Linked DNA regions of Mus musculus: regions 2 and 3 are each linked to region 1. The links are chromatin loops, found by intact Hi-C in ENCODE. Cell type or tissue: left cerebral cortex. All regions are shown on one strand. Each heading gives the region's core, and the rest is flanking DNA. Links, peaks and the distances in the headings are about the cores only.

Region 1 (10,359 bases), core at 1,972-6,971:
CAGTAAAGGGTAATTCCAGGGCCAGGAAGCAGGAGTGAGTGAGGAAGCAGGGTTGTTGAGCAGGGGGAGAGGGAAAAGGATAGGGGGTTTTAGAGGGGAAACCAGGAAAGGGAATAACATTTGGAATATAAATAAAAAAATATCTAATAAAAAAAATTTTAAAAAGAAATGCCCAGAGACCAACCTGATCTAGAGAATTTTTCATAAGACACTCCCCATTGATTCTAGATTGTGTCAACTTGACAATTAAATCTATCCAGTGAAGAGCCCAAGTCTGGCTCATTATCTCCTATCTCTGGAAGTACACCTTATTTCTTTCCACCCAGCTCCCATGCCCCTGTGGTCCTGCACTAATAATCACCATTCAGAGAATTCTACCTATTTGAAATTCCATGAAATGAACTCTTAATAAATAGTTTCACAAAGAAGGGATATTTAGAATCTATCCCTGCCTAGGGATGTTATTTTACCTAAAATACATTATAACTGTTCACAGTCATTTACCATCCTGTGGAACACAAAAGTCTCGCTCATCAACATACTTCCAGCACAGAATTTCCATGGGCCCAAGGCACAGTCAATGGTTCTTCACTCTACTGACTAAGAAGGGAGAATACAATCCTCCATTTTGTAACTTTGCCTGGGTTATTGTCCCAAGAGGTGGGTGTCACTTTGGAACAATAACTTGTCAACAAAGACATTCAGAGAGGACAGATCACCTTCAGAAAGCATCAGCAAGCATGAGGATGCAAAGAATAACTTTGATGTCAACAGATGCATGCTGAACTCCACCATCCAGCCCTGAGATACCGACCTGGTCACTTGGCTTCTTGGTACAGCAGTTTCCACATCAACAATGTGAGACAGGAACTCCTCACAGTGTTCCTATGGGAACCATGTGATAAAGCAAAGGACAGTGTACCACAAGAGACCAAACACACAATTATCCTCATGTAAAGACTGTGGTCCTATATGAGCTCATGTTTGTAAACTAGGGGAGGCCTAGCCATTAAGACTAAGGCTATGAAGATAAACGTCCTGCAAACAGACTTCCCTGGTCAACAGACAGTCATCTTGGTCACTTCTGAGAGCTCAGAGAAGAACTTCCCAGTGTCCTTTGAAAGCCTGTTTACCAAGAAGGACAATGCTTATGAATTTGAGGGTAGGGCAGCAACCAATGAATGTCATCTTTCCTTTATGTCATTGATAATAACCTATTAGAGGTACAGTTCTCTTTAATAAAGAATATACTTCACAGCTCCTCACATTCCCATTTCTGCACATCATACCAAATAAAAAGTCATGGCATTTGTGTCCTCCCCCCCCCCCCGATTGACTGAGTCCTAAACCCCAGATACATATATCTTCCCCAGGCTCATTGCAATTGTAGCCTTTGCTATTTTTCAACAAAAGACCATAACATCTATGCAGGGACCAGGAGTAAGGTCTAGGGTTCTTTACCCAGATTCAATTTTCCACTTCTATTCATATCAAAAGCCTTACACAGGTACCATCCGTAGCCTGGGCTGCATTGCTTTATCCTAGCCACCCCCAGACTAAGTCCTAATTAGGAAAAGGCAAAGTGGAGATCCTGTAACCTCACACACTCTTAAGAACCACAAATAAGGAGCTCATATTTTTGTCAGTATAAGTGGTAGATAATTTTCATTTAAGTATAAATATCAGATTTTTGTCCCAGACTAAAGCAAACCCTGATAATTATACAGTTGCAAATTATTGCGTTACAAAAAAGGTCTAAATTATCTCCTTCCAACATTTAATGAATTCATCCACTTAATGAATTCCCAAAATGCACTGCTTCCCTCCATTTCACGTTCCTTGAAATAGCAGATTTGTATGGCCGCTGGAAAGAAGAGTGATTCCCATGTCATCCTTCCAGAATACGATTTATTTGCCAAAAAGAAAAACAAGGGGTTGGGGGAAGAGAGAGAGACTAAATTGTCTTTGATCAGTGGGAATTAGTTACAAATGCTCAATAAAAATAAAAGCTGGATTGAACTCTTAATATGTTTAGGACTTGGATGATGCAATCACCCGAATTTAGAATTTACAAGGTTGCTTTGTTCGGCTCCTTCAGCTCAGTTCCCATGTAATGTTTGCTCTGGGGGCAAAAACATGAGGCATCTGGATGGAATCTATTCTGGCTTCAGGAAGACAGAAATGCCTACCCTATAGGAAAACTGTCCATCTTTAAATTAAATTCAATTCTAAGCAGCTTGCACCCTAACCAAAGCCTGCTTCTCCATATCTTTCTAAACTGTATGATTTAAATCATCTGTGTGGTGATTCTTCCCCCCCCCCCTATTTTTCCTGATCTTTTTGGAATAAATGTGGTGCTTGTTAACATGAGGAATTGATAGTCTGTTGCCATTTTCCATGGTCTTGACATTTGAGGACATTTGTAATCAATAAAGGCAGACACAAGGAAACAAATTTGATAACTGTTCTTAAGGAATAAAGATGGTCAAATATTAAAACAGGATTCAAAAGGAGTGTCCCAGCCAACATATATACATACATACATACATACATACATACATATATATATGTATGTATGTATGTGTATATATATATATATATATATATATATATATATATATATATATATATATATATATATACACACACATATATCTGTGGGTCAAAAATCCTGGTTGCCTATCTACATGCCAGCCAACCTTTGTATTTCTAATTTCCTCTCACTAATTTTTACTCATGTGACACATAGGACTAGGCCAAAATGCCATCAGAGACATGGATTTCCTAAGGCCCATTAATTTCATTCAGCACTTGGACATCACAACCAGCCAGTCCTGGGTAAAATCTGACACAGAGTCTGATCTATGGGCCACCATCTTTGTTTCTTCTAGTAATTGTGTTACTTTTCTTTCTGGTGGGAGTGTTTGTTTCTTCCTCTGCCCTTCATTTCCTTCTGATGAACTATGATTGCACACAACATTGCCTAAGACATATCTTCCGTGTAAACAGCTTCCTTCTGCCTCTTCCCACACTAACACCTCTCTGTCCAGCTTCTGACCTCCCAGAGACATCACCCACCTACAGAAGGCTTTACCTGTAGAACTGGTTTGTGTCAACTCTGGAACATGGTGGCAGCATCCCTACTTGGCATGTAAGGACAGATTCAATTGGAATATGTATGGCGCTCCCTTCAGATATGGCTTGATATTGTTTTTCTAATAGAGGCCTGTAATGATAACAATAATACTGTCTTGACCCCAAGAAAAAGTTCCAGAGTCAAAATAAAGAGGATTAAAGGAAGGAAGGTTCTTGCCACGACTCAGCAGAAAATCTTGGGCTCTTTTCAAGTCATTCATCCCAGGGGGTTTTCTCAGTCTCAACTTTTCACAGAATGAAGCTATTAGCACTTGAGCATGTGATATTAGTGCTTAATTAGAGAAGATAGGAAAATATTTTTCAGAGTATTCAGTGCTCTACAGTTATCAGAAATGTTGAGGTACCTGCCTGAAAAACTACCTGGGAGAAGGAAGAAGGTGAGAGCTATCACAATCACCCAGCAGGTCTGCCTGCTAGGGCTCTGCAGAACTTCATGTGTACATGCTGCTGGTATGTCAGCAGATCATCCTACCTAGTGGGAGTAACCAAACTCGGGAATAGTAAAGAGAAAAGCTAAGTCCATCGCTCCACTGCTATTTCTCTGGGTGTAATGATCCTGCACTGATTCTGTCTCTCTCTCCCTCTCTCTCTCCCCCTCCCTCTCCCCCTCTCCTCCCCCTCCCCTTCCCCTCCCCCTCCCCCCTCTCTCTCATATACACATACAGAGACACACAGACTGCTGTTTCTCGGCTTATCATGATTCTGTACTGATTCTGTGTGTGTCTCTTTGTCTCTGTCTCTCTGACTGTCTCTCTGACTGTCTCTCTCTCTGTCTCTCTGTCTCTCTGTCTCTCTCTCTCTCTCTCACACACACACACACACACACACCACACACACACACACACTTCTGTTTCTCCAGTTGTCATTATCCTGCAGTGATTCTAAGCCTGATTTTACTAGGGAATCAGACTTCCTTGTGCAGCTGAAGGTGACGAGGCCCAGAACTGTCTTTCCCTCTGTAGAACCCCTGTTTGTCTTTGGGCCAGCCAAATGCATACATTAATTACAGTAACATCAAAACTGAATTATTATAGACCTAAAAGACCCCCAGTCACTTCATAGTATAAGTCACCAGAAAGAGTATCTCAAGAATCCAGAAAAATCTTACTTCCATATTTTGAAACAATCCTGGTGAAGACCCTGTGATTCATTTCACTGTTTCTCCTGATATCCAAAAACACAAATACTTCCCACACTGGAACACTAGAGCTCACACAGAAAAGCACGGAACAGAAACCACCTAGAGTAAGTTGACTCTCTTTATCCCCTGTTTACTTAGGATAGTGTTAAATATCAAGACTGAAGAAGGAAGAAAGTCCTTTGACCGTATTCCTCTCTGGAGTCCTTAGGCCATATGCTAGCAGTGAGTTGAAAATAGCCTGAAAATATTTGATCTGCACTAGGAAGACTGTGCCCTGTTTTCTCACTTGTAAAACTTGAAGTAAGGAGGTGGGAAGAAGTCGGGGCTCTGTGAGAGCAGCCTGTCGGGTACAGAGCTCTTCTTTCCATCCCAGTTTGTGTGGGTGAAACATATTCGGGAACGTGTTTCTCCGCACATCCCGCCCACTCTCCATCCTTGCAGGCCTGGTTAGGGAACAGACTCTTTCAGTGGCCTCTGAAGTGAGGAAAACATGGGCTTGACTTATTCTCGTGAATAGGTAACAAATGAAGAAAAATGTAGAAAATGTTTGAACAGAGCTGGGGCATCTTCAAACACAAAATAAGATCCAGTGAATTACCATTCAGCCAGCTTGCAAACAATTACAAAAAACACACAAGCCAAAAGCATTTCTGCACATTTTGCATTTCTTTAGGAGAAAGAGACAAACAAGCTGTCATCAGAGAAGCATTCAACATCTAGAACATGCCTAAGGCTCCAGGACAATTGGGCCCAATCTCCTTAGCCACCTGAGTTCCTCATTACTCAGGAAAGAGGCTATGTCCTTATTTTCTTCTAGACTCCATACTCGATATATGTAAGACATGTTTGCTATCTTTTTGTTTAACATTCAAAAATGCACACATATGAGCACAGGTAAGCATCGGTTCTCAAGTGCTGCACTTGGTGTTTTGCTTCTTCTTCTACATAGTATAGGGCTGTGGCTATAGTGGGCTATAATGGGTATAGTGGCTATAGTGGGAGACAGGTCATGGGAAAGGCTCTGTTCTTATGGTAGCTCTACCGGGCTGCTGGGTAATTGAGTCAATACAAATATTCATGAGCAAGAAATCTGATTTCTGATCATCTCAAATATACATATTGTGGCTCCAGTCCTGGGGCACTGATGCTTTTTTCTGGCTTCCAAGAATACCAGGTACCAACATGGTGCACAGACATACATGATGGCAAAACCTACATACATATATTATTTTAATTTAAATCCCATATTAATTATAAGCCCCTTGGAGTCACAGATACATGATGGACGTATAAGAACCGGACATGGAAAGCCAGCAAGAAATAAGGCAGACTATGTTGCATCTCTTGGGAATAGGTACCACTGACACAATAATCCACTTTTTATCCTTACAGATGGTAATCTGAATTCCTCTTGGCCCCACTGCCTCCTTTTATGCACTCTCCAGCTTCAAAATCCCAGAAGAAAATAGGTTTGGACAAGGCAGGATGTATGTCTACCCAGGTGCACTGAGTAGACACAGGGATGAGCTGGCACCCAGGGCTGGGAGTGGAGCTGGGAGGTGGGCACTCTGAGCCTTTTCTTCCCAAAACAAATGCCCAGGGGAAGATGAACACTTTTTACATGAGGACATCTGGGGGTTTGCGGCAAGGCTGCTACTCAAGCTCTGAGTTCCATAGGACTACAGAATCACCATCAATATCCTCCTGGGATTTCTTTCTCTGTACTACGTTCCTAGGTTCATAAACTACCCCTCTGGTCAAACTGAGTCTTGTGACTGACCCAGGCAGGATTGTTTTTGTGTTCTTCTAGTTCAACATCATTTAACAGCCAGCTTTTATTTATTTTTTTAAGGAAAAAATTTACAGTCTAATAATTACACGTTTTGATTTTTTTTTAAAGACATGAATTTGGGAGGGTTGGGGAAGAGGAGGTAAATCTGGAAAGAGACAGGGTGGATATGATCAAAACATTGTATGAAATTCTTAAGGAACTAATAAAATAGTATATTAAAATCATAGTCTCCTTTATTTGTGATCCAATAAAAGGCTTTTAGTGAGACTAGCATATCATCTTAATGGTATTTGGAGCTATGTTTCATTCCAATTCAGATATTCCTCTATTCATGACTAGATAATATCAGTCACACTCACTTGAGGATAGGGATAACTATTCTGTATATACTTATAAATGACACCACATCTTTCAAATATGTAAACGTTGCTTTTAGTAGCCATCATAACTTGGGTTCCCTAGGAAAGACTCAACAATAAGACTGATGGGTGAAGAAAGTGTGACCAATCAGGGCTCAGATAATGAAAAATGTCATAATCTGTGAATGATTGGCAGAAGAGACTTCAGCCAATCCTCCAATGAGCTCTGGATCAGAAAGAGTGTTCCACCCAGGGCAAGATCCAAGACTCTGTCCTGGCACATGAACCATTTGATAGGCATAGGCTGCCATAATGTAGTGGCTGGAAGCTTAAACAGAGCAAGTCCTCTCAAGCTGAAGATTTTTCTGCAGAGAGACTCAGAAGGCAGTGTAGTGGAGCATAAGAAGAGTTGGAAGGAGGAGAGGGAAAGTGATGTAACCACATTTTAATTAAAAGATTTTTTTCTTTATAAGTCATGAGAAAATGGAGTAGGACATATGTTTAGATGGTTGGTGTTTTTGACAGATGCTTGGCTTATCTTGTCCACACTAGCCTGAATCTGGATTCTACTTGGGCAGTAGGTGCCTTCTGAGCTCATTCATGTGTCCTGTCCAGTCTTCCTTATTCTTTCATTCTCCTATAGATCTCAAGAAAGTCACAAGCAGAGGGCTCAGTATAGGTTTTTCCCACCTTGAGAAATTTACAAACATTAGGACTAGTTTGGGGCATATCTTTTTTTATTTTTGATGTGTTCCTAAATAAGCACAAAATGTCCTTAGTGTTCCTTACAATTATCTTGTTCCTTCTTGAAAGTGTTTCTGGGGAAATGCAATCTTCACTTCTAATACTTGATTGTATTCTGTTCTTAATACACCATACCCCCACTGGACATAAAATAATAGAAAAACTCACACCCACAGCTGAATAAATGGCACAGACAATAAGACAATAAGACAATAAGACAATAAGAGTACTTGCTGCGCTGGACCTGAGTTCAGTTGCCAGCATCTGCTTCAGGCTGTTCAAACCATCTATGAATTCAGTTTCAGGGAATCCAATGTCTGAAGGCACCCGCACTTACACGCACACGATCAAATGTACACACACATATACATGTACTTAAAAATAATAAAACAAAATTTAAAATCCTAGCATACAGTGATTGTCTTGGGATCTCAACATCTGTTAGACCTTGACATCAGTTAGGTTTTTTAACTCATTCACTTTGCTTCTAGTAAGCAAAGTGTTAAATCTGCCTCCAAAAAAAAAAAAAAAAAAAAATCTCAATTATTCTGAAGATGTAGAATCATAAAATTCATTGTACTAAGGAAAAATTCCCATAAATGCTTGCAGTGGATTGTTAGACCTTAAAAGGAAGGTCAGGTTTTGTAATTTATGTGGTAACAATAAGCTGATATGATTTTGTTTTAATATGCTAAAAGATAATCTATTCTAATGCTACAAAATTATGTCATTATTTTTTGGTGCTTCAAATAGCATATATGCAATTTCAGCTTTCATGGAAGATGTGAAAAAGTACAAAACATTTCTTATATATATCTGACACTATTAGGTCTAGATATTACCAGGCAAAAAGTTTCTGTTAATGTTGGAAGCAAAAAAATGTTCTTAAATGTCTTATCAAAACATTTTTCTTTGTAAAGTATCTTGACGGCATGTTTGATGCTGAGACCAATGTAAGATAAAATTGCATTGAGCATAACAACATGCGCTCAGTTGTTTCTTCCCAAATATCCAATAAACAAAGACAGCATAGCAAGTACTGAGCAGACCAAGCACAAAAAATAATACCCATTATCCATTTCTCATTCATTGAAGTTCACCTTTTGATTGTCAATAATACTGCCTTGTGAACATTCTAGAAGAGTCCAGCAAGGTGTTAGGGTCTCATATATGACCCCCCAATATCTTGGAGTAAATAGGGGTTTGACTTTGAGTTTAACTAAGCTTCTTTGGCTATAAAGAGACTTGTGCTCAACTCTCTCCAAAATCTCTGATCTATGTAGAATATCGGGGGTTGGCAAACCACAACCTCTATATGAACAAAATGTCTGTCTGCTGCCTATTTTTGTAAATTAAGTTTTATTGAAATAAAGCCCCACTCATTCATGTACATGATTCAGTATCAAAATTGAATATCTACACACAGTCAATATGTTACACAATAATGAACAATTATTATATGACCCTCAGCAGAAAATGGTTTATCTTTTTATCTGATTCTTTTGTTTGTTTGTTTGTTTTTGTTTTATTGAGACAGGGTTTCTCTGTATAGCGCTGGCTGTCCTGGAACTCACTCTGTAGACCCAGGCTGGCCTTGAACTCAGAAACCCGCCTGCTTCTGCTTCCCAAGTGCTGGGATTAAAGGCATGTGCCACCACTGCCAGGCTTTTTCTCTGATTCTTACAAAATGCCATTACACAGTGGGTTTTCGACTATAGGACGATTTTGCTCACCCCATGTCTTCCAAATATCTAGAGACATTTTTGTTTTTCTTAACTCAGGGGTGTATAAGGGACACATGGGTGGGTAGAGCCAGGATGCTGAAAAATATCCAATGATGCACAAGACAATCTTTACAACAAGATTCATCCAAATTAGAACACTTGAAGTGCTGAGGCTGAAGAGATCATGGCAACACTCTGACTGCTGGAAAACTGATGGGTCAGCAGCAAAATCAGCACAAACACAGACAACCAGATCCTTAGACATCAGTGGTGCACACTGGGAACTAAGCAAAATTTCACCAAGAATTGCTTCCAACCTCAGACATCAGTAAAGCAAGCTCATATAAGGTAAGAGTTGACCAGTGTCTGGTAAAGCGGGAAAAGGCTCAAACCATTCCATTACTGTGAGCAAAATAATCGCTCTCTCCCATTCTGCCGAAAAGTAAACACAGAGGTTCCCTAGAGTGCAACAGAACAGATCATGACAGGTGAGAACATGTAACAAGAATAGTAGGACTCAGGGGACCAATGCATACCAAGAACCTTTGTCTTAGCAAATAGAAAAGTTAGAGATAGAAATACACACACACACACACACACACACACACACACACACACACACACACACCATATATATTAAAATAAACCCAATTACTTCATATACTTCCTCCAGCTGTCATCTTACTTTACCTGACCCATACCAAAAGATTTAAATCAATAATATCTTTTCTGTCTTTCAGAAAAACAAAACTTCAAAAAGATAGCATTGCCAGTGCAACAGATGGTGGACCTACAAAAATACCAAGTCATACATTTCGTCTAGAGGTAAAGAGATGACCCAAAAGGTTTCTTGCCCAGGAAAATCAGAAATAGCTTTTTTACTTCTTGATAGGTGGAGAACAGAAAGTCAATGCTCTCCGGATTTGGGGCAGACAGCAACTAACCCTGAGTTCCCTTAAAAGCCAAGCTCACGTCAATTGTTAGAGTAAAATAATGACAGTTTCACGCACCGACACCAGAAAAGAAATACCTTCCCCTGCCCATGTCTTGTCTTAGAACAGACCTTTTCTCCAGTGCAGCAAGGTAAAAGACAAAGGAGGAAGAAGACAGGGTGGTTTAGCCCATAGTCATCTAGAATACACAGGATGCATTTCTAAGAGGTGTTATCTAGAGACTGGAGAGATGGCCCAGTGGTTAAGAGTACTTGCTGCTCTTGTGGAGGACCCAGGTTCAATCCTTAGCACCCACATAGTGGCTCATAACTCTCTACTGGAACCAGATATGCATATAGTACACAAACAAATATACACAGAGACAAATTCCTCATAACACATAACTTAAAAAATTTAATAATAAAAATTAAATCAAAAACCTTTCTAAAAGGAAAAACGGCATTATATTGAGAACAACAGTGGCAGCAAAGAAACTCCAGGGAAACGTGGA
Region 2 (10,359 bases), core at 1,828-6,827, 360 kb after region 1:
GTTCCATTTACACAGAGGACAGGAAAAGAGGGAAGGGAGCTGAAATTAAAATAGGCGTCTGTGGCAAGTATTAAGACAGAAATAAGAACAATGGTGTTATTGGGGAGGGGGGCACATGATTAGAGACTGAAGGCAAAGGGACCTTCTGGCACTGGGTGTGAGTATATGCATCAGTGGCATCTAGAGCAAGCAGTCTGTACATGCATTTCTCATAAAACAGAATCTTGAACAACATGAAAGAGGCATTTTGGTAGACCCCACGTGGTCAAAAATCAGCCATTTCATGTGATTCAACCTAATTCTCCTCCTGCCTTAAGTCAGAATCTTGATCATCACTTTGTCCTAGTTTCATTTGTGTTGCTGTGATAAAGTATCCTGACCAAAAGCAACTGCAGGGCAGAAAGGGGGGAGGGGAGTCATTTGGCTTGCAATTCCCTGTTATAGTTCAGCATAGCAGGGAAGTCATGGTGAAGCAGCTAACCAGATCATACACACGTAGTTAAAGAGCAGAGAGAAACACACACACCCATTCTTCTTGCTTGTTTCATCTAGCTTTCTCCTATCCTACACAGTATACAAACACACAGACACAAACACACACAGACACACACAGACACACAGACACACACACACACAGACACACACACACACACACACACCCCTGCCTGTCTGCCTGCCTGCCTGCCTGCCAGCCAGCCCAGGGATTGGTGCCACCCACAATAGGCTGAGTCTTCCTACATCAAACTCCACCCCCCAAGACATATCCATAGGCCAACCCTACCTAAGTATTCTCTTTTTCAGGCTCTCTTCACAGGCTGTGACAAGCTGGCATTTAGAACAACTCACACCTAGAGCATATCAGGCAATGGATAACTAACTGTGCCAGGAAAGTATAAATAAATTAATCTTCAAGTATCTAAAAGGAAAATAATTGACTGAATGACCAAGATCATCCTAGATTGTCTGGCACAGAGAGCAATCTGGTATAGCTTACTTCTTCACAGCTCTACTTTTTCATGCAGGAGGTCACCTTATAGACCCTTTTTCTACATTCTCGGGTATCATAGACATTAGTCATTTATAGGCACTGTCAGAAAATATCCTTTTGCTCCTTCAGGTCACTAGCAATGATGGCCAGTGAAAATTCTGTGGTTCACACCTGTCTCTAAATGTTTTTTGGATGACAATAGAAAATAAATAAATAAATAAATAAATAAATAAATAAATAAAAGATAAACCAAGGATTGTTTGCTTCAGAGTCTATTTCCTGGTTTATAAATATTCAAGAGAAACAAGCTCATCTGCAGGGAACATGCCTGTGCTTCTTCTGCGCTTTCGGCTTCTGAGCATACAGCACTCCCTCAGCATCATAACGTACACCGACTGTATCCTTTCACTTGTACAACCCTTGTGGCAATCCTTATTCATTTCCCTTTATATTCTCACACCCCACGTCCAACCTATCAGCAAATCTTGAAGCTTGTATTCCAAATCAGCCACAACCCACCATGCCTCATCTGTGCACATACAGACACCACACCCAAGCTACCAATCTCTCCTGATTACCTCAAGAGCCACTGACTGGTCTCCCTGGTTTTACTTGGCTCCCTATACCTTATATTCTGGGAGGCATAAAATTATCACCCTCCAAAGCTTCCGTTAACTCCCATTCACTCAAAGAAAAAGCCAAAGTCCCAACAATAGTTCTAAAGACCTGCCCCATGGCCTCCCATGAACCCTGGCTACCTTCCTGACTAAACCTGCACCCCAAGCCCACCCAAACTTCCACTCCAGTCTGACCTCCTTGTCAGCTTACCAACAACAGTATCTACCCTTCACCAGCTCTTTGTTTCTCGTCCCTCTGCTGTATTATATTCCCTTGACCTTTGTGTGATTTTAAAAACAGCTCTTCTTGCAAATATAAACTCTACTTGAGGACTCTTCTTTCAGCAAATAGAGTGCACAGAAATGACTGCTGTCATATAAAGTAGGTTGGCTTTCTCCTTGTTCTTAGAAGCCAGCATGTGAAGAACAACTGAGGACTCCTACAAGAGTAGCCTCCAGCCCCAGGAAGCCATCTTAGCACAGACCTTCTCAATAGTTTTACTCGCTCTCATGACAAGAGTCTAAACTGCACACATCCAGCTTAGCTACTCTTTGACTTATGACCCTCAGACTCTGTAAACAAATATGTTGTTATTATTTTAGCCTTTCTGTTTGCAGAAGATTTGTTGTACAACAACTGAGATCTAACATAGCCCTGCTGCCATCTGGATGTGTCCTAAATCTTGCTTATCTATCCTGTCTATTGATGTCTCCTCCAAGGCCTGAGTTCTGTGAGGGCAAGGATGTTTATTCATTTTGTTCATTACTGTGCTCCCCAGTCTCAATACAGTTAAATGAATCACACTTCTGCTTTAATAATGAATTAAGTCAGTATCTAAGACACACGCACATACAATTAGATCAGCAAAAATGTACTATTTACACATATAAACACACACATACACTTTGATATCTATCAAAAATAAATATGGATTTGGATTGAAGTTGTGGGTAGAAATGATTGCCCTGGTCACACAGCAGTCACTTGCCATTGTGACCATGGTATTAAACTAGTGACCGACGGTAGGAATGACCTATTTTCCTACTGAATGCTAAAGATGGACTCTCATCAAGAAACAAGTCAACTGGTCGGTTACTTACAAGCTATTGGTCTTTCAGACAGACAAACAACAAAAAGGCTGGCACATCTTCCTACATCATCCTGATTGTCTTGGTTCAGGAAGTCTGGAAGGAGGCCTTAACCTCTGTCTATAAAAAGCTTCTAGATTATTCTACTGTACAACGAAGACTGAGGGTCCCCTGGCTGGATGTTGATCAACTATAGGTGATAGTTGGAGCCATTGTCAGGTTGTACTGGAGGCATTTCACAGAAACTCAGCATCTCTGAAGTCTCCTTCCTCTTGGTGTTTGCTGTTGCTGGGCACTGTGGTAAATCTTGAGAGAGTGCAGAGCTTGACAGAACTCAGGATCTGGGACATGAAATCGGACTCTTACCAAAGGAGACATCCAACCTAAAAGGACAATAGTCAACATTCACCCTCAGTCTTGCTTTTCCCACCATCCAAGCCTAGACTCACTCTACACTGAAACATCCATCGGGCTGAGGATAGATTTGCCATTCATCATCATCACCATCATCACCATCATCACCATCATCATCACCACCACCACCACCATCAAAAAGACACAGACAGGAGCTGAACAGCAACTGATTCCAGGGCAGAGCTGAAGCCACCTATGGAAAATGTGCACATGGGAAAGGTGGAAAACTCAAAGGGAACCTCAAGGGACACCAGAATTTAAGGACTTCCCCTGAAAAAGGAACCTGCTGTGGCATCTAAATTGTAGGGTCTTGGACACTAAAAGGAAAGCCAAACAGCAAAGTCCTTTAAACAAAGGCACGGCAGAAGAGACCATTCTTTACATTTAGAATTCGGCAAAGTAAGTTATCTAAACAAGGGGAACCTCCATCCGACTAGCTCATCCCGGACTAACAAAGAAGACAACGCAAAAAGTGCTGTGCACACAGCTAGGGCTCTGCTACCCCAGGGCTCCAATGTTCTGGCCATCCATTAACCATTCTGGCGTTTGGGAAATGGAAATCTCAATTGTTTTAAGAGTCTTTCCTTCCCCCTCTGCTGACCAATACCGCAGGAAAAAGAAAATCCCTTTAAAGTAAGTTCTTCTTTTTCAGATGTAATATTCAGTGAAAACCGTTGCATGTGAGATCATTTCTGTTCCTGTTCTCTGAGAACTGGGAAACGCTACACTATGTATAAGGGAGGTTGTAACTGGCTCCATTGGTGAAAGAAACAAACGGCAGGCATATGCTAATTCTCAGAGTAGTAGCTGACAGCATTATTCTTCATTTGGAAAGTATTTCAGTACTGAATGGAAGAGCTAGAACAAATATCCTCAGGCATTCTTGCGATTCCAGGGAGCTGTCAGAGGCAGAGATTAAACCCGGAGTTCATTTGGGTTACATGACGCCCTGGGCTCCTCGGCTGCTGACAACACGGAGTACCGGCCTCCCCTCTTGTTGCTCACCACTCATCCCTGCCTGCCTCATGGAAGGTGTCTAAAGGCTGCAGCCCCACAGTACCGACAGTACCACACGGCAGCTCTCCAACCTTCGGGCGTGGCGTGGGCCGAGACATAATTGATGCTGCAGCAGGTGGTGAGCTGACGGACGTGGGAGGTTGGAACTCCTTGTTCCCTCTGCCAATTAATTCCTAAGAAACATTCTAAAGAGAGACTTCCAGTCCTCTTTCTACTCCCTCTAGCTGGGAGGGGAGGCAGGATTCAGAAAAACAAGGAGAAAAGGAAGACAGAAACAGTCATTCATTCCTGCCATTCTTGGGGGGCAAGGCTTCTCAAGCCTTCTTCAGCACCCCAATATTTGGACAAGATCGTGATTTGCTATGGGGATGTTCTGTGCACTATAGATGTTTGGCAGCACTCTGCTTTCTACCTGTAAGATGCCAGCTGAACATCCTTCCAAGTTCCCATGATGGCTGCCATTATCTCCTGCTAAGAATTCCTACTCTGAAGCAGAGTATGGCACGTGCTTGTCACAAAACTCAGGAAGCTGAGGCAGATGGACCAGGGGTTAAAGCTACCCTTGGCTACAAAGGGAGACATTTTCTCAAAAGAGAGAATCACTCTGCTAAAGAGCACCACCCCCAACACACATGCATACACAAATGGCCCAGCAAACCAGACAGGCTGTAAGCAGTAGTACCTACAGTCCGTGCTATTATTCTAACCAGTGCTCTCCATGTAAACCGACGCTACTTACATATGCAACAAAACCATTAAATGAAAAATAACAAAATCTCTAGCAACAGCACCACCTTGCTCATTCTGAAATCACACACACAGACAGCAAAATCCTCCATCATGGTTGGGTAAGCCTCATGGTCACCTTAACATATGGTAAACCTGGAATCCCTGTGGTCCCTGTTTCTGGATGTCATCCCAGCCATTCTGCCTTGACCTTCCTCTTGTGGGTCCCAAAACTAGCTTGGATGAAGAAGGAAAAGACTGGCTATCAGGATTCATGGTGAGAGATTCCTCTATATCATTTACCAGTTGCAGAACTTTCAAAACATCCCTGGGCCTTCCAAAGATGCTCTGCTCACTTAAAGCCTCCATGAAGCCCAAGTACAAGTCATGTGGCTTCTATAGAACAGCAGGCAATGGCCAGGACTCACTTTCTTGTTGTGTCTCACGAGGGTCAGGATTATTAGCAGGCCAAGTGAATGGTCCAGGAATAAGGCTCCTGAGGTAAATTTGTGGAATTCACCTTTCCACTCAGTTCTTACTTCGCTGGAAGTTGCCTTTGGCTGACATGCAAACATATGACAAGAACTCCAAGCAATTTCTTCATGAAACACTGTCCAACAAACATCAACAAATAGCTAATGTGAACCGCCTGTGAGTACTCAGGTCACGTCAGTGAAGAAAGCAGATCAGATGACGGCCTGAGGAGGGCTTACTTTACCAATGACAGAGGAGTAGGTGTATGTAAACAGTGAACAAACAGGAAGACGAGACGGAGAAATAAATTACAGTGTCCTGGAAGCCAATAGATGGTGTGGGGGTGGAGCAAGCAAAGGACATCCAGTCACATATGTGTAACAGGGCAAGGGCAGTTATAGCTTGGCACTGGCATCGTGGATGAGAAGTGAAATTTAGACAGAGATGCTGAGTGGGTTGTTTCTGAGCTCCCTGGGGAAGGAATTTCCAGACATGGACCATCTAACCAAATGTTATAGTATTCAAACATCCACAAGAGGCAATCATGTTGACAGGAATAGAACAAGCCAGGGGAAGACTAGGAAATGGGGTCAGATGTCTTGCCGGGAAGAACTGAGGTGTCTGGCAAGCGTGGAAGGCACTACTCCATCTTAGCTGGAGTGCAAGTCCCTAGGGATACAAATCAACCCTTGAGTCCCCGACATAAGAAATGAGCAAGCCACCAGAGAGTGTGAGGTACCAGAGGAAAGGGGTCACGTGGCTCCAGGAAAACATGATTGAATTCTACGACCATGATCTTTTGAGGACTCGTTTATATGCAGTGGAGGAGGCAGTGGTCTCTGCCCTATGCTATTTAGAAATTATTTAGGCATCTCAGGTGCTATCAGGGTAACTCGTCCACCACCACCACTCTCCTCTCCAAATGGCGCAGTGCCCTGCCCCTGGGACACTTGGTGTTCACTAAGAAAGAAAGGCAGATATTCGCTTCCAATGGCTTCTTCTGTCCTCTGCATATCAGACTTTAGCTGTTTAGTCAGATTCAAAATAAAATCAAGGAGGTCCTAACTCGATAGCAAGAGACCTAGAACCAACCGGAGCAAGGCAAGGGTTTCAGGCCGCGGCCTCCATACTGATGCACGTATCTCAAGCTTGCCTCTTCCTTCCCCAGCTATTTGCAGAGATGTCAGTATGAGAACACACAGTTGGCTTAGTGCCTGAGGGAGAGGCAGGATAAAGCAGTGGGGGGCGTGCCTCTCCCTATAAAAATTAATGGAACAAAGCACCCCTGTGTGCTGCATGAGTTTTATCTCCCAGGGAGTTTACTTTCCACCCTTCTCTCACCAAGCCCTCCTTCTGGGCTCTCCTGTCCCCTGGGTGTCTTTGGCAGAGGTTAAAGAATCATCATTAAAGGCATAGGGCCCACAGAATAAGCCAGATGGGGTGAGTTGCATAGACTCAAAACATATATATATATATATATATATATGTATATATATATATATATATATACATTGAAATGCATGATAGCAATGTATGCATGTGCAAATATATATATGCACTATTCTGCTGCTGTTTTTTAACCAAGCAAGATCATCAGCAATATCTAGAGGAAAAGAATTATATGGAAAGATATGAGGGAGCCTACTAATGTTTTATAGAAGCTCTGATTCTCTCTCTCTCTCTCTCTCGCTCTCCCCCTCCCTCCCTCCCTCTCTCTCTCTCTCTCTCTCTCTCTCTCTCTGTGTATGTGTGTGTGTATGTGGTGTGTGTATGTGGTGTGTGTATGTGGTGTGTGTATATGGTGTGTGTGTGTGGTGTGTGTGATGTATGGTGTGTGTGTGTGTGTGTGTGTGTGTGTGTGTGTGTGTGTGTGTGTGTGTGGTATGTGTGTGTGTGGTGTGTGTGTGTGTGTGTGTGTGTGTGTGTGTGTGTGTGTTATGTGTGTGTTTTGAAAGATTCATAGCTAGCCCTGTGCTTCTGTGCTGAGTATCACATCTCATAACACTCTCATTCCATTCCCCAGAGGCAAGCCTTGTGCTGGATTATTCTACACAATCAAACTTGGTTGCTCTGGGAATGGCTCTTCCCAGAATTTCCTTCCCCTTATAGCTCTGATTTAGAGGATGCCAAAAGAAAAATGGCATGCATGAGATCTGTGAGGCAAAACTAAAGCAGCAGACAATATAGTCAAAAGTTTGTCATTGGTCTAAAGTGACAGGAGACAGAGCAGAGGTACCAGTCAGGTCTACCTTGTCATGATTCTTCTCTCACCTCCTAACTGCCAGGTAACCCTATAAATACACAGAGATGGAAGCCACCAACAGGCAGCAGCATGGAGCCTACCTATAACAGGTGATGTATATACAGGAAAAGATCTAATTCCCCACACAATTGGAAGGTTTCAGATACCAACAACCTGGAAACAAAGATCAGGGTAAAGAGCACAGGACAAAACAGGTGAGGAGATACCAGTGCAGGATCAGAGAGATTGATGAAAGGCACAAGACACCCAGCAGAAGATGCCACTGGGCTGTGGGAGGGGTCAACACAGGCCGACCCTGTTGGAGAGGGCTGTTAGAGAGTTGGTATTGGCAACTGAGTACCCATTCTGGTGGTGTCCCTGCCAGACCTCATGTAGGGCCCCAAGGAAAGGCTAAAATGGATATACAGACATGCCAACCAGACCTCTGCCCTGCATCAAAAAATGGGACACTCTAGCCACTTTCAAACTGTTGTTATATATTATCTGGAAATTATGATAGTCATATAAGTAGAAGACCGTATGTCTTGGTCATAGATCAGAACCAAATAGAATATCATATAGCTATTAGGCACTACAGTTATTAAGAATGGGAAGGAATTCAGTCTTGCTCATGGTTTGGGGGACCACAGTTGATAATAGCAAGGACAACACACAGCAAGGACCACTGTAGGTTATGGCTGCAGGAAAACAGGGGCAGGGCAGCTGATTCCATCAGGTCCCCAGCTAGGAAGCAGAGAGCTGGACTGATAAGAGGCAAGCCTACAACCTTCAAGGCACAACCCTACAATCTTTCATCTACCCATGATGCCCCAAATCCAAAAGGTTCAGAGCCTCCACAAACAGTGCCAACAGCTAGGGACCAAGTGCTCAAATACGTGAGCCTAGAGGGGACTTGGCACACTAGAGCCAAAGCAACAGTGATGAGGGAAAGTGACCACGTTAATCTAGGTTCCCCGCAAAGTGTCTGTCCAAAGTGTATGTGAAAAGAGGACATTGCTGATGAATCCAATAGGAACAGACACACCACATACATAGAGCAAGCACAACACATACAACACACAGTATGCATAACACTTCTGTATCCACACAACACAGAGTGTGCTCAATGCATACAACAGCCTACACACAGCACATATCCCACAGAGGTGTGTTGTTTGTTTGTTGATGTCATATGCATTCCACGTGGGCATCAGTCAAAGTGGGAATCTGCTCCTCAGAATTCCTGATGGACTCAGAGTGCAGGGGATCTCTTTCCTCTTTGCCTTCATGGAAAACCGAAAGTCTCCAAGTCATTCACACCTTAAAGCAAATGGGAGCCCTAAGCCAGTTCCCTCTTCACAGACCAGAGTGTCTTGAGAAGAAGGTTGTAAATGTGCCAGTGGCTAGACACATGGTACAAAGCCCAAGAACTACCTCCAGACAAGCCGCAGCCTGTGTGAGAAAGCCCAGCCCTCACCCACCACACAGGCGAGCATTCCTTCTTGTTTCTCTTGTTCAAAGTGCCTCTGCTGCTTCCTCTACTGGGAGGAGGTGTGCTCACACATGTGAAGCTAACCCATAATGGTTGCCTCTCATTTATGATGCTGGTATTAGGCTTACTGAAGTCTTCCAGCATTGGATATTAGGCACGGTACATTGCATGTCTATAAATCAAATTAACATACACTGTCAGTGCGCGGCGGAGCAGCTGTATTCTTTGTGTTAAATTTCATAGTTAAAATGAAACACTTTTCCATTACCAGATTGCAGCTCCACTGGGTGACTGCAATGGTTACCTGCCAGAATTAAGTTTTGTAATGCCAGCCCTGTCTCAATGTGGCACATGTAAACTGGATTTATAACGTGACTTAGGAACTGCTAATTGCCACCAGAATAAAACACTAAAGTTGATTCAAATCTTTGAACCAAATGTTTGTGAGAACTGAGTAATACACAGTATGCGCATGCCTGGTTCAGCTGCTCAAAAGGAATTCTGGGAAGGTCAAGGTTAAAGTTTCCGTTTAACCTTGATTAATATCTAGGCTTAATTAGATATCCTCCACCCTCTTATACCAGTAAACCATGCTGACCTATACTGAGTGTGTGTTATAGATATTTTGCACACTTTTTGTTTTTCTTAGGCCAGCTAAGGAGATGGCTACGTTGGCAAAGCATTTGTTGTGCAAGCGAGAGGAACTGAGTTTGGATTCCCAGTATCCCCAGCAAAATCTGTGCATGGTGGCTTCTAACTGTAATTCCAGTTTGGAGGTGGGGAACGGAGTCAGGGGGATCCCTGGAACTCAATGGGCAGCCAGTCTAGCCAGATCAGTAAGCTCCAATATCAGTGAGACACACTGTCTCAAAAACTCAGGTAGTATGAGACAGTGAATTTGGCTCCGTAGGTCAGTGTGCTTGGCGTACATGCCTGGTGACCTGAGTTTGATCACTAGAGCCCATGTAAAAGTGGCAAGAAAGTAACAACTCCCCAGAGTTGTTCTCTGACTAAAATCTGTGTGTTTGCCTATATACACAATACACATACCACCACCACCAAAAAAAGTAAATAAATACAATTTAATTTTAAAAAGTAAAGTGGAAAACTAAGGAAAAAACAAACAAACAAGCAAACGCTTACCTCCAGTCACTATATGCACATGCACACACATGCACATCTTTGCATACAATGGCATATGTGCAACAAAACATACAAACACGCAAATGCCGCACAATAGTAAAATAAATTAAAAGCCATAAAAGGTATTGGTCCCATGACACACACAGGGAAATTGAGA
Region 3 (10,359 bases), core at 3,657-8,656, 56 kb before region 1:
AAGCAATAGACGAATGGAAATAAATCAATTCTGCATGCTTAAGTCCGGCTCCCTTTCCTGCAAGCCTAGTGATAGAGAGCCATCGCTCCCTACCCCCACCCCCATGATGCCTTATCATTTCGAGGTATGAAAAATAGATTGTGTCACAGTAATGAGGCACAGGAAACGGGAGCTTGCTATAAGCTGATTATACTTTGGATTGAAGGACTGGTTCTCATTAGCCATTTTAGATTGGACAGCATCCTTGAGCTGTAGTAATTACTGAAAGTAATTTTTGGAAGGGAGGGTGGGACAAGGAGAGACACAAACAGTTGCTCTGGACTGAGAAGAGGGGTGGAGAAAGAAAGACTTTCAGCCTGCCAAGTTATCACCCCAAACACTAGAGGCAGCTGTGCCTGGCTACTTCATGGTTAGGCAAGCCAGCAAGAAGAGGAGAGAGTGTTTTGCATGGAGAAATGAATACAGCACGAGAGGCCTATTTAAAGTTCAAGTGCTAGGGTGACTCCCTGGAGTTATGCCATCAACACACAGAAGCTCAGCTCCCATCCAATAATAAATTCAATGAAGGCAGGTTTCACTGCTAGTTATAGAAGCAAGCTTTAAAATGACAATCAAAGCAAAGTGACCTATTTTCTTGCTTTATTGAGTGGATGTGCAAGCTTGATCATTCCCACACACAATAGGATACATGTGTCACTTCTGTGACCCAGAGGTGCTCTGAGCAAACCTCTTGATGCACTGGGTCAGTGCAACAAGCCTCAGGAATGGATGGGTGCTGCTTGGGTTAGGAAGTGATGCAAGTGGGAATTAGAGAAATTGGGTTTCTCCCCTTGGAGGGGGCCCTAACTGTATACCTAGATATGCTGAACAAACTGTCTTTGTGGTTTGAAGGTATAATGTCTCCCATAGATAGATTAATGTGTTTGACCATTTGGTTCCCAGCTGAGGAGGTAGGATTTGGGAAGGTTCAGAAAAAGGAGCCTTAATGGAAAGAGTGGATTACTTACTTGAGGTCTCACAGCCTAGCAACCTGGAGGCAGGAGCTGTTGCAGTGGCCACAGGAGGATGCTGCTTACTAGCGTGCTCCTCCTGGCTGGCTCGGCCTGCTTTCTTATAGAACCCAGGACTATCAGCCCAGCGATGACATCACCCACAATGGGGCTGGAGCTTCCTCTGTCAATCACTAATTAGGAAAATGCCTTGCAGCTATATTTTATGGAGGCATTTTCTCAGTGGAGGTTCCCTCCATTTAGATAACTCTAGATTGTGTCAAGTTGGCATAAGACTAGCCAGCACAGTAGTCCTAAGGACATACTGTTTCTTAAATGGTCCTTGATTTTCCCTAATGTAAAGTGGACCACATGGAGTGGACTAAAGCCAGGTCCTTTCTTATATCTAAGGATTTATTTATTTATTTATTTATTTATTTATCTATTTTTCTTTAACAACTCTATCATTCTTTTAAAATGGTATGTGGATAGAAGTGATAATATACTACTGTCTTAGAAGAATGTGCTGAGATTTTTCAAAGGAGCCCTTTGTGGTGAGGAAGAAGTCCAGGAACTGATGAACACTAAGATTCCTTCTAGTGTAGAAGACAATTCTATACTGACTTGTAGTTCCCCACCCACAATGGGCTGGGCCCTCCCCGACTAATCACTAATTAAGAATATCCTACAGGCTTGTCTGATCTTCTGGAGACATTTTCTCTTTTTTATTTCTTTATTTTTATTACTTAAAACAATTTTTATATTTAAATATATTTTGACCATAGTCTTCCCCTCCCTCGAGTCCTTCCAGATCATTTCCCCTTCCAGCCCCACCCAACTTCTTTCTCAATGAACAAACAAAAAAATCCAATACAATAACAAAATACCCCCAACCAAAGAACCATATCCCCAAAACTCAAAGAAACAAACAAACAACAGCCAAACAGTTGATGGAAGCTTGGAGACACTTATGGAAGAGTTGGGGGAAGGATTGAGGACCCGGAAGAGGATAGGAACTCTACAGGAAGTCCAACAGAGTCAACTAACCTGGACCCTTGGAACTCTCAGAGACTGAGAGTAACCAAAGAGCATACATGGCTGGACCTAGCCTCCCCAGATACATATAGCAAATATTCAGCTTCATGTGGTCTTCATGTGGACTCCAAAAACTGGAGCAGGGGCTACCCCAAAAGTTGTTGCTACCAGGCTGTGGGATATGTTCTTCTAGCTGGGCTGCCTTGCCTGGCCTCAGGGGGAAAGGATGCCCCTAAACCCACAGAGACGTGAGGTACCAGGGAGGGCCTCTACCCTCTCACAGGAGAAAGGGAATGAGTAGAGGCAGGGATTGTGTGTGTGTGTGTGGGTGGGTGCTCAGAGGGACGCAGTGATGGGGATGTAAAATGAATTTAAAAAAAAAAAACATGAAAAGTGAAAATGGTCTTTTATATCATAAGTAAACTCTGCCTGAGACTGCAATGAGAATTCTCACTCCCAAGTGTAACTGTAATTTTGTTACTGTTCTGAGTCATAATGTAAATTTCTCATATCCAGAAGAGCTGAACTGCAACCAAAGGCGTTCACAACCCACAGGTGAAGAAGAATCACTGCTCTAAGAACTGTGAAGGACAGATGATGAGTCTGCGTGAGGCACAGGGGCTTTATGTTCCATGACGATAGTGACATAGCTTATTATGGGATAGATACAGCACTGTACTGAGGCCTCCCAGCCAGAGCAATACCCTGAGTCAGGGACTCAGTCAATGAGAGTTAAGGGCAGGTGAGTGCCTGCTGTGCAAAGCATCACCTGAGTAGCGTGGAGAGTCTCCTCTTGCTCTAATACTCTAATAATACCCGAAACCTGTCAGATCACCTCCACAGCAACCCTTGCTTTGATTCAACAAACATACTACGTTCTGAAAGCTCAGATTAAAATATGAGTGGGCTATCTGGAAGAAATAAATTCACTAATTTATTAGTAAAAATAAAAATTAAGTCCTTTCAAAGTAAACCGGTTGAAGTGATTTGATTAGCCAGCTGAAATTCCATAGAAAGCTTCAAGTGGCAATTTCTCCTTCATAGAGAACATTCAGGAAGGATGATAATTCCTTATTACTGCTGCCAGGGGGAGGGCCAAGCCTGTGCTCCACTGAGAGCGTATGGGCCTCTGGGCATCCCATGGGCACTAGGAACCCCAGGCTGACTTGCAGAGGTGCCAGGGATAAGCAGGTAATGGAAGATAGAGGTGCTGCAAAAGAGAAGAGCCAGGGATTTCTGGAAGGAAACAGAGGGAGAGACGAACAGTTCCTCCTTTAATTGATGTGCTCAAGCTTCTAAGCTGCTCTTGAGATTTATCAACATATATCACAGTATGCTATAAGCTACAACAAAGCAAAAGCAAACCAAAACAACCCAAAACCAAAACAGAGGCCTGAAAGAGTTAAGTGAGGACCCAAATCTACTGAGTTAGCCTGTGGACTGGCATCTTCTCTGTCACTGCAGCATCTCAGCATGGACCTCAATGACTTTAACCTCTCAGGGACAGTGACACAAAGAAAGTGGCTTGCTAACAGACACTTGGAAATGCAAGACTGAGTTCAGCCTTTTTCTGGACAATGTGGTCTATGTAAATGAACTGCAGAGCCACATAGATGGCAGAGATAGAAGTTGTAAGCCTAGATATAGTCACTGAGGAGAAGTGTAAGTGGACTTGTTGAGCCATTTATGGAATGCCTAGTTTGTAACAGCATAGGAGTAGCAGGGTCACACCACATACCACACACACACACACACACACACACACACCAATAAGCAAAATATACCAAAAAGAAAATTTAAATAAGTCATACTACACAGAAACATCTTACATCCAAAAGAAAATGATCTCAGACCTCTCTTTTCATTATAAAAAATTAGCTATGTTGTAACTGTTCCAGTATCATTGGCATTCCTACCAGGCATCTAGCCATTTTGAGAGCTAGCTGGGCATAGATTGTCCCCAAATCCATCATTTTTATTTTATGAATGTATTGTAGAGCCCAGTTTTATAGTTTTCACTTCCAAACTCTGCCAAAATAAAAAAAAAAGACTCAAATACCCTTCTAAACATCAAATGATGTCTATTTTAACTTATTTAATCTTCTCTTAGTGATACCTGGTGACAGAGATCTGTAATTTCAGGACTTGGGAGGTTGAGGCACAAAGGATTATAGGTCCACAAATTCAAGGTCAGCCTGGGCAACATAGTGAGGCCTTTTTTCAAAATAAAACAACCCTTTCCCCATTCCAGTGTCTGGTTAAGATGACAAGTATACAAATACCCTGGTGTTCTAGAAGAGAGGAAACTAGCAGAGAGATGCAACTGAGGCACGATCTTGAGGTAAAAATACTCAAAGTAAGTTCACAAAACTATCAGCCTTTGCCATGCAGTAAGCAAGGCATCATTCTCTTCTAGATGGAGGTGTTACAGTGCTAGGCTTTAAACTGTGTCAGCATAGTTATGACAATCTTCAACAGAGCTGACCTCAAAGGAGAGATGGCTCAGAGCAGGCTGTGTCAACTGTCCACCATCCATTCCCTCCATCAGTGCAGAGAATGCTGTCTGTATCAGTAGCAGAAACAATGCCAAGGGTGAACTATTTAAGAAACGTGTTCAGACACAGGAAAGGAAAGCACCAGAGCTGGGATTTGAACCAGTGTGCTTGCTTGTTTGCCTTTTCTTTTTCTTTTTTCTTTTTCTTTTCCTTTTTCTTTTTCTCTCGTTTTTGCTTTCTCTCTCTCTCTCTCTCTCTCTCTCTCTCTTTCTTCCTTTCTTTCTTTCTTTCTTTCTTTCTTTCTTTCTTTCTTTCTTTCTTTCTTTCTTTCTTTCTTTCTTTCTTTCTTTCTTCATTTGTTTCTCTTGTTGTGACCTTATTACAGAAGGTCCTCTGTGTAACAACCCTGGTAGTCCTGGAACTAGCATTGTAGACCAGGCTGGCCTCAAACTCACAGAGATCCACCTGCCTCTGCCTCCCAGGTTCTGGAATTAAAGGTGTGCACCACCATATCTAGCTCAGCTTTCATTTTTGTTTTGTTTTGCTTTGCTTTTGATTATGTTTTTGTTTTTTATTGTTTGTTGCTTGCTTGCTTGTTTGCTTGTTTTGGTGGAGTTGTTTTTTGTTTGTTTGTTTGTTTGTTTGTTTGGTTGGTTGGTTGGTTGGTTCCCTTGATTATTTGGGGAAGGCAGGGTGGTTGATGCTCTCACATACCAGCTGCCTTGATAGAAATAAGTCTAATAGTGTTCTATTCTTTTTCAGGAAATACGAAGATAAAAATATAAAATTTAGCTTTTGACAAACTACAAGAAAAAAAAAAAAACAAAACACAACAAAACCCCACAGCCCTAGAGAGTCAACCTTTACTTTTGCCTTGGATGGTAACTGGATGCTTCCCAGGAGATTTCAAGTAGCCAAGCACAAAAGCACCTTTTCTCACAGCTATAACCAACAGAAATCTGAAAAGCAAAAGTCAGAGATGGATCTGAAAACCCCAAAGGAGAACTTCATTTCACTGACCGCTCCAGGGCCACAGGCTCCATCAGCCTTCTATACCTTCGACTCCTGGGGAAAGACAGGCCTGAAGTTCACTCTGTCTTAAATGCCTATGCCCACCAGAGCTTCCTGCAGGGAGCACTAGATGGTATGAATTGCTAGCCAAACCCATCCTGTCGCTTGACTTAAACATTTACATCACATATCTCAAGAAGACTCATTTTAGTAGCTGCCTTTTTTGAAACACCTACACCTGAAATTAAAATACCAAAAGGAAAGCATCCTCCAGTCTTTCCCAGTGAGCAGATGGGCCTGAGTGGATCCAACCATGGAGCATGAAGCACCAGATTGTGCATCTCTTCACAGAGCCTCAAATTAGAAATTTCAGAGCATCGTGGATTGCAAGATGAAATCTGTTTTCCCCCCGAGAAGAAGATTCTGTGCTGACCTGATGCCAGCCTAGAAGCCTCTGTCTCTCCAACAAGGCATTCTGCAAGTAAAACGCACTGCACCATCTACTTAATTAGCTATTGCTCTCAACCATTCAGAGCTTCAGATGACTAGTATTTATAATTTTATGGTTGAGTTTACTTGTCCAAAACATGTCCTGAACAATTCACTGGTGTCTAATTTCATAGCAGCTCCGTAAGGCTGGAGACCAGAGGAGCAACTGAAACGCTTCAGCCCACCTTCTCTCAGGACCAGATGTGGCTGGGCATGGTATGAATGACAGACCAAGGCACCTGATGCCTCTGAGCATTTGCCTGGGGTCTCTGCGTTGACCTCAAGAGAATTCCATCCTCTAAGGAGGAGATGGGAGCTGAGGGCGCTTGGCCAGGTGTCTGCAGGGAGACAAAGGAAGAAAACACACCTCACCACTGGAGAATGAGGGACTTGCTGAAAGCAATGGATAGACAACTAGTTTTGAGGCGGTGCCTAAGTGCTTACATGACTCAGACACCCCTCTTGAAACATCCTAAGTTTAGAGACAATTGGAAATCCGGACGACTTGCCAATACATAAGATATAGCATATTTATTTGCTGGCGTGGTATTCAGCAGTCAAAAGCAGTGCATTAAGTTTACACAAACTGGCATGGATCAATCTCAAAAAACAAACCACCGAATAGAAACACAACTTGCAGACAACATATGCAGCATGGTGGCATTTGACTAAAAAAAGAAGAAGAAATAGCATGTATACACACACACACACACACACACACACACACACAAAACATATATTTCTCTAGGCATGTACATATCCATAGGTGAATCATGAAAACATGCTTTTTGGGTAAATCAGTTTTAATTTTTCCAAGAATATTAATACTACCCCATGGGCAACGTATGTCAATACCTTGAGGAAGTAATTTTTCTCAGTCTCTTGAATTATCTTAACTGGCTAACTGTCAGCTTTTGGACACAGAAATCTACACGTAGGGGAGAATGTATAACCTATATTTACACACTATCAGTATTTTTTATTAAGTTAGAGAGCATAGAATTACTTTAAAATCTAAAAGGACATCTTCCCAACTCACCAGCGAATAGTCTGAAGGATCCTTTGAGCAGATTGTAAAAGAGTCTGGACATGTGAATAAAAAAGATTAAGCCAATTTTCAATGATTTTGAGAATAAATAGATTAAAATAATAATAGTCTACACTATGTCCTGAATCCTGATCATAAGACAGGCACTCATAGGCATTTTACATGCCTTAGTGCATTCAACTTTCATGTAACTTCAGGTAGTCGGCATCCTCACTACCAAATACTCTCTTTAAAATGTGAGAAACGGCTGCCCAAAGGGAAATTGTGGGAAGTGGAGGAACCAGCATTGAGAATCTCAGCCAGATTTGTGTCCAACCAGTGTGGCCCCAGTGGCTCCTACAACTCTGCTTTGATGACAAAGAGGCCATGCCTACTCTTCTTGGAAACTGAGCACACTAGCCTCTAGGGCATAGTGTCTAGAATATGAACATGACGTGGATTCTGTTCCTGGTTGGAGACCTGTGATGGTTTATACAAAACATCTCCAGACCTGACCCTTTGTTCCAGGAGGATAGAGACAGAATGAAGCCCTGTGAACAGGGCTAAGAGAAGCCTGACTCCTGCCACTCAGAGCTAGCAGCTAAAATGGTTGGTTAGGTTCCTTGACTCAGCGAGTACTGTCAAGAAAAGAAAATGTTACCAGTAAGTGGTTTTCTTTTTCAACGAACTTCAAGATTGTCTTTAAAGAGGCTGACCCAGCATACACATTTGTTTTTATCTCAATATAGGTATATGGAAACTTACATAGAAGCATAGATTTATTGGACCATTCAAATGCACTTTCTATATAATTCAAAGATGTACATAAAATAGGATTTCTTTTTTATGCCTTTGTTTTTTTTTGTTTTTGTTTGTTTGTTTGTTTGTTTGTTTGTTTTGTTTTGTTTTGGCTAGGTTTTATACAGAAGGTCAATTCTCTCTTGAAAATGACAAGTGTGCTTCTATTTTCTGTCTCTCCACAAACTGTGAAAAGCTGACAAAAATTCCCAGAGTGAAATCACCAAAGGAAAATGAGAGTGGAGTTAATGCATTTAATCCTTTTATTAATGTGAATATGATGGAGATGCTGGAGGTCTACAAATATACAGAAAAGAACGCTAACAATGTTTAAAATGTAGGACCTGAGGAGAAGACCTGAGTTATCATCCCCAGCAGGTATATAAAAGCATAATGTTGGTAAAGCCTCAGTGTTGTGGGGCAGCAGTAAGCAGATACCGGCAGATAATAGGCTAGCCTGCTTAGATGGATCAAGGAGCTCTGGGTTCAATGAGAGACCCTGTCTCAAAAGATAGAAAACAACAGAGGAAGACATCCAGTGTCAACCTTTAACCCCCCTCTCCCCACACACATTTCACATTTTTCAAAGTTAAAAATTAACTGAGGTGTTGGAAACATGACTCAGTGGTTAAGAGTACATGCTACTCTTGCAGGGACCCAAGTTCTGTTTCCATGTTAGGTGGGTCACAACTGTCTATAACTCCATCTCTGGAGAATTGATGCCTTATTCTGATGCCTAAACACAAGTGGCATGAAACACACATATACACACACATGAACACACACAGAGAGAGTCACAGAGAGAGGGAGAGAGAGAAATAAAAACAATGCTAAAGTAATTTTGAAACTTCAGGAACAAAATCAGAGGGGGGTTAAATAAGAAAATATGGCCTAGTCAAGGATAGTTAAGTCGGCAGTGAAAATCATGCAATGCATAAGAACTTTGACGTAGCAAAGGTCATGGACTTCACCCATGCACATAAGAACTGGGATGTAGCAGTGCAGCAGGAAGCACCAAACAGGAGGCAGACTGAGTGCTTGAGCTGAGGGAGACAGGAGACAGGAATTTGCAGTTTCCATTTGCCATGGTCAGAAATCAATATCTAAACAACTATCCACTTTTAGAACTAAACAGACCTTCTCTTCCCACACTCTTCAGAAACCAAGGCCACAGTTGCCCTCCACAATCCAAAACTGCTACCAGAAGTGTAGCATTTGTTCACTGGCCTCTTCCTCATAGGGTACCAATCTCCAGACTCTGTTGCACATTTCTTTCTTTCTTTCTTTCTTTCTTTCTTTCTTTCTTTCTTTCTTTCTTTCTTTCTTTCTTTCTTTCTTTCTTTCTTTCTCTCTCTCTCTCTTTCTTCTTTCTTTCTTTCTTTCTTTCTTTTTTTTTTTTAGATATTTTCTTTATTTACATTTCAAATGCTATCCTGAAAGTTTCCTGTACCCTCCCCTCACCCTGCTCCCCTACCCACCCACTCTCACTTCCTGGCCCTGGCGTTCTCCTGTACTGGGGCATATAAAGTTTGCAAGACCAAGGGGCCTCTCTTCCCAATGATGGCCTACTAGGCCATCTTCTGATACATATGCAGGTAGAGACATGAGCTCCGGGGGTACTGGTTAGTTCATATTGTTGTTCCACCTATAGGGTTGCAGACCCCTTCAGCTCCTTAGGTACTTTCTCTAGCTCCTCCATTGGGGGCCCTGTGATCCATCCAATAGCTGACTGTGAGCATCCACTTCTGTTTTTGCCAGGCACTGGCATAGCCTCACACGAGACAGCTATATCAGGGTCCTTTCAGCGAAATCTTGCTGGCATATGCAATAGAGTCTGGGTTTGGTGGCTAATTATGGGATGGATCCCCGGGTGGGGCAGTCTCTGCATAGTCCATCCTTCATCTTAGCTCCAAACTTTGTCTCTGTAAGTCCTTCCATGGGTGTTTTGTTCCCTATTCTAAGGAGAAATGAAGTATCCACAGGTTGGTCTTCCTTCTTCTTGATTTTCTTGTGTTTTGCAAATTGTACCTTGAGTATTTTAAGTTTCTGGGCTAATATCCACTTATCAGTAAGTGCATATCAAGTGACTTCTTTTGTGAGTGGGTTACCTCACTCAGGATGATATCCTCCAGATACATCCATTTGACCAAGAATTTCATAAATTCATTGTTTTTCATAGCTGAGTAGTACTCCATTGTGTAAATGTACCACATTTTCTGTATCCATTCCTCTGTTGAGGGACATCTGGGTTCTTTCCAACTTCTGGCTATTATGAACAAAGCTGCTATGAACGTAGTAGAACATGTGTTCCTAATACCAGTTGGAACTTCTTCTGGATATATGCCCAGGAGTGGTATTGCTGGATCTTCCAGTAGTACTATGTCCAGTTTTCTGAGAAAGCACCAGACTGACTTCCAGAGTGGTTGTACAAGCTTGCAATCTCACCAGCAATGGAGGAGTGTTCTTCTTTCTCCACATCCTCGCCAGCATCTGCTGTCTGCTGAATTTCTGGTCT

The links. A loop is a pair of places that touch in the nucleus more often than their neighbours do. Peaks named below come from ENCODE experiments on the same cell type or tissue, not always from the same donor. Only the 100,000 strongest peaks of a DNase experiment are listed, where the experiment ranks them.
Region 2: a loop joins it to region 1, with 4 times the contacts of the local background. A loop is called at or near these places in 2 of 42 quality-filtered maps.
Region 3: it touches region 1 in a loop (7-fold over the local background); 3 of 42 quality-filtered maps call a loop at or near these places.

The regions. Positions count from the first base shown.
Region 1 is chr1:76,421,989-76,432,347 of GRCm38, reverse strand. No RefSeq gene overlaps it. Among named protein-coding and RNA genes, the nearest start is that of Gm17751, 62 kb to the left of the region's middle. In left cerebral cortex, for the core only: no CTCF peak of the experiment used is centred there; a DNase peak (open chromatin) is centred at 4,690; H3K27ac peaks cover 1,203 bases.
Region 2 is chr1:76,064,785-76,075,143 of GRCm38, reverse strand. All of the region lies in intron 5 of Gm32622 (a long non-coding RNA gene), which reads right to left. Among named protein-coding and RNA genes, the nearest start is that of Gm32737, 25 kb to the left of the region's middle. In left cerebral cortex, for the core only: a CTCF peak has its summit at 4,357; DNase peaks (open chromatin) are centred at 4,212, 5,903 and 6,498; H3K27ac peaks cover 2,327 bases.
Region 3 is chr1:76,479,863-76,490,221 of GRCm38, reverse strand. It overlaps Gm17751 (predicted gene, 17751), which reads right to left and starts at 1,089. Exons shown (of 5, transcript NR_038013.1): 1 at 1,008-1,089. In left cerebral cortex, for the core only: a CTCF peak has its summit at 5,658; DNase peaks (open chromatin) are centred at 5,817 and 6,366; H3K27ac peaks cover 1,291 bases.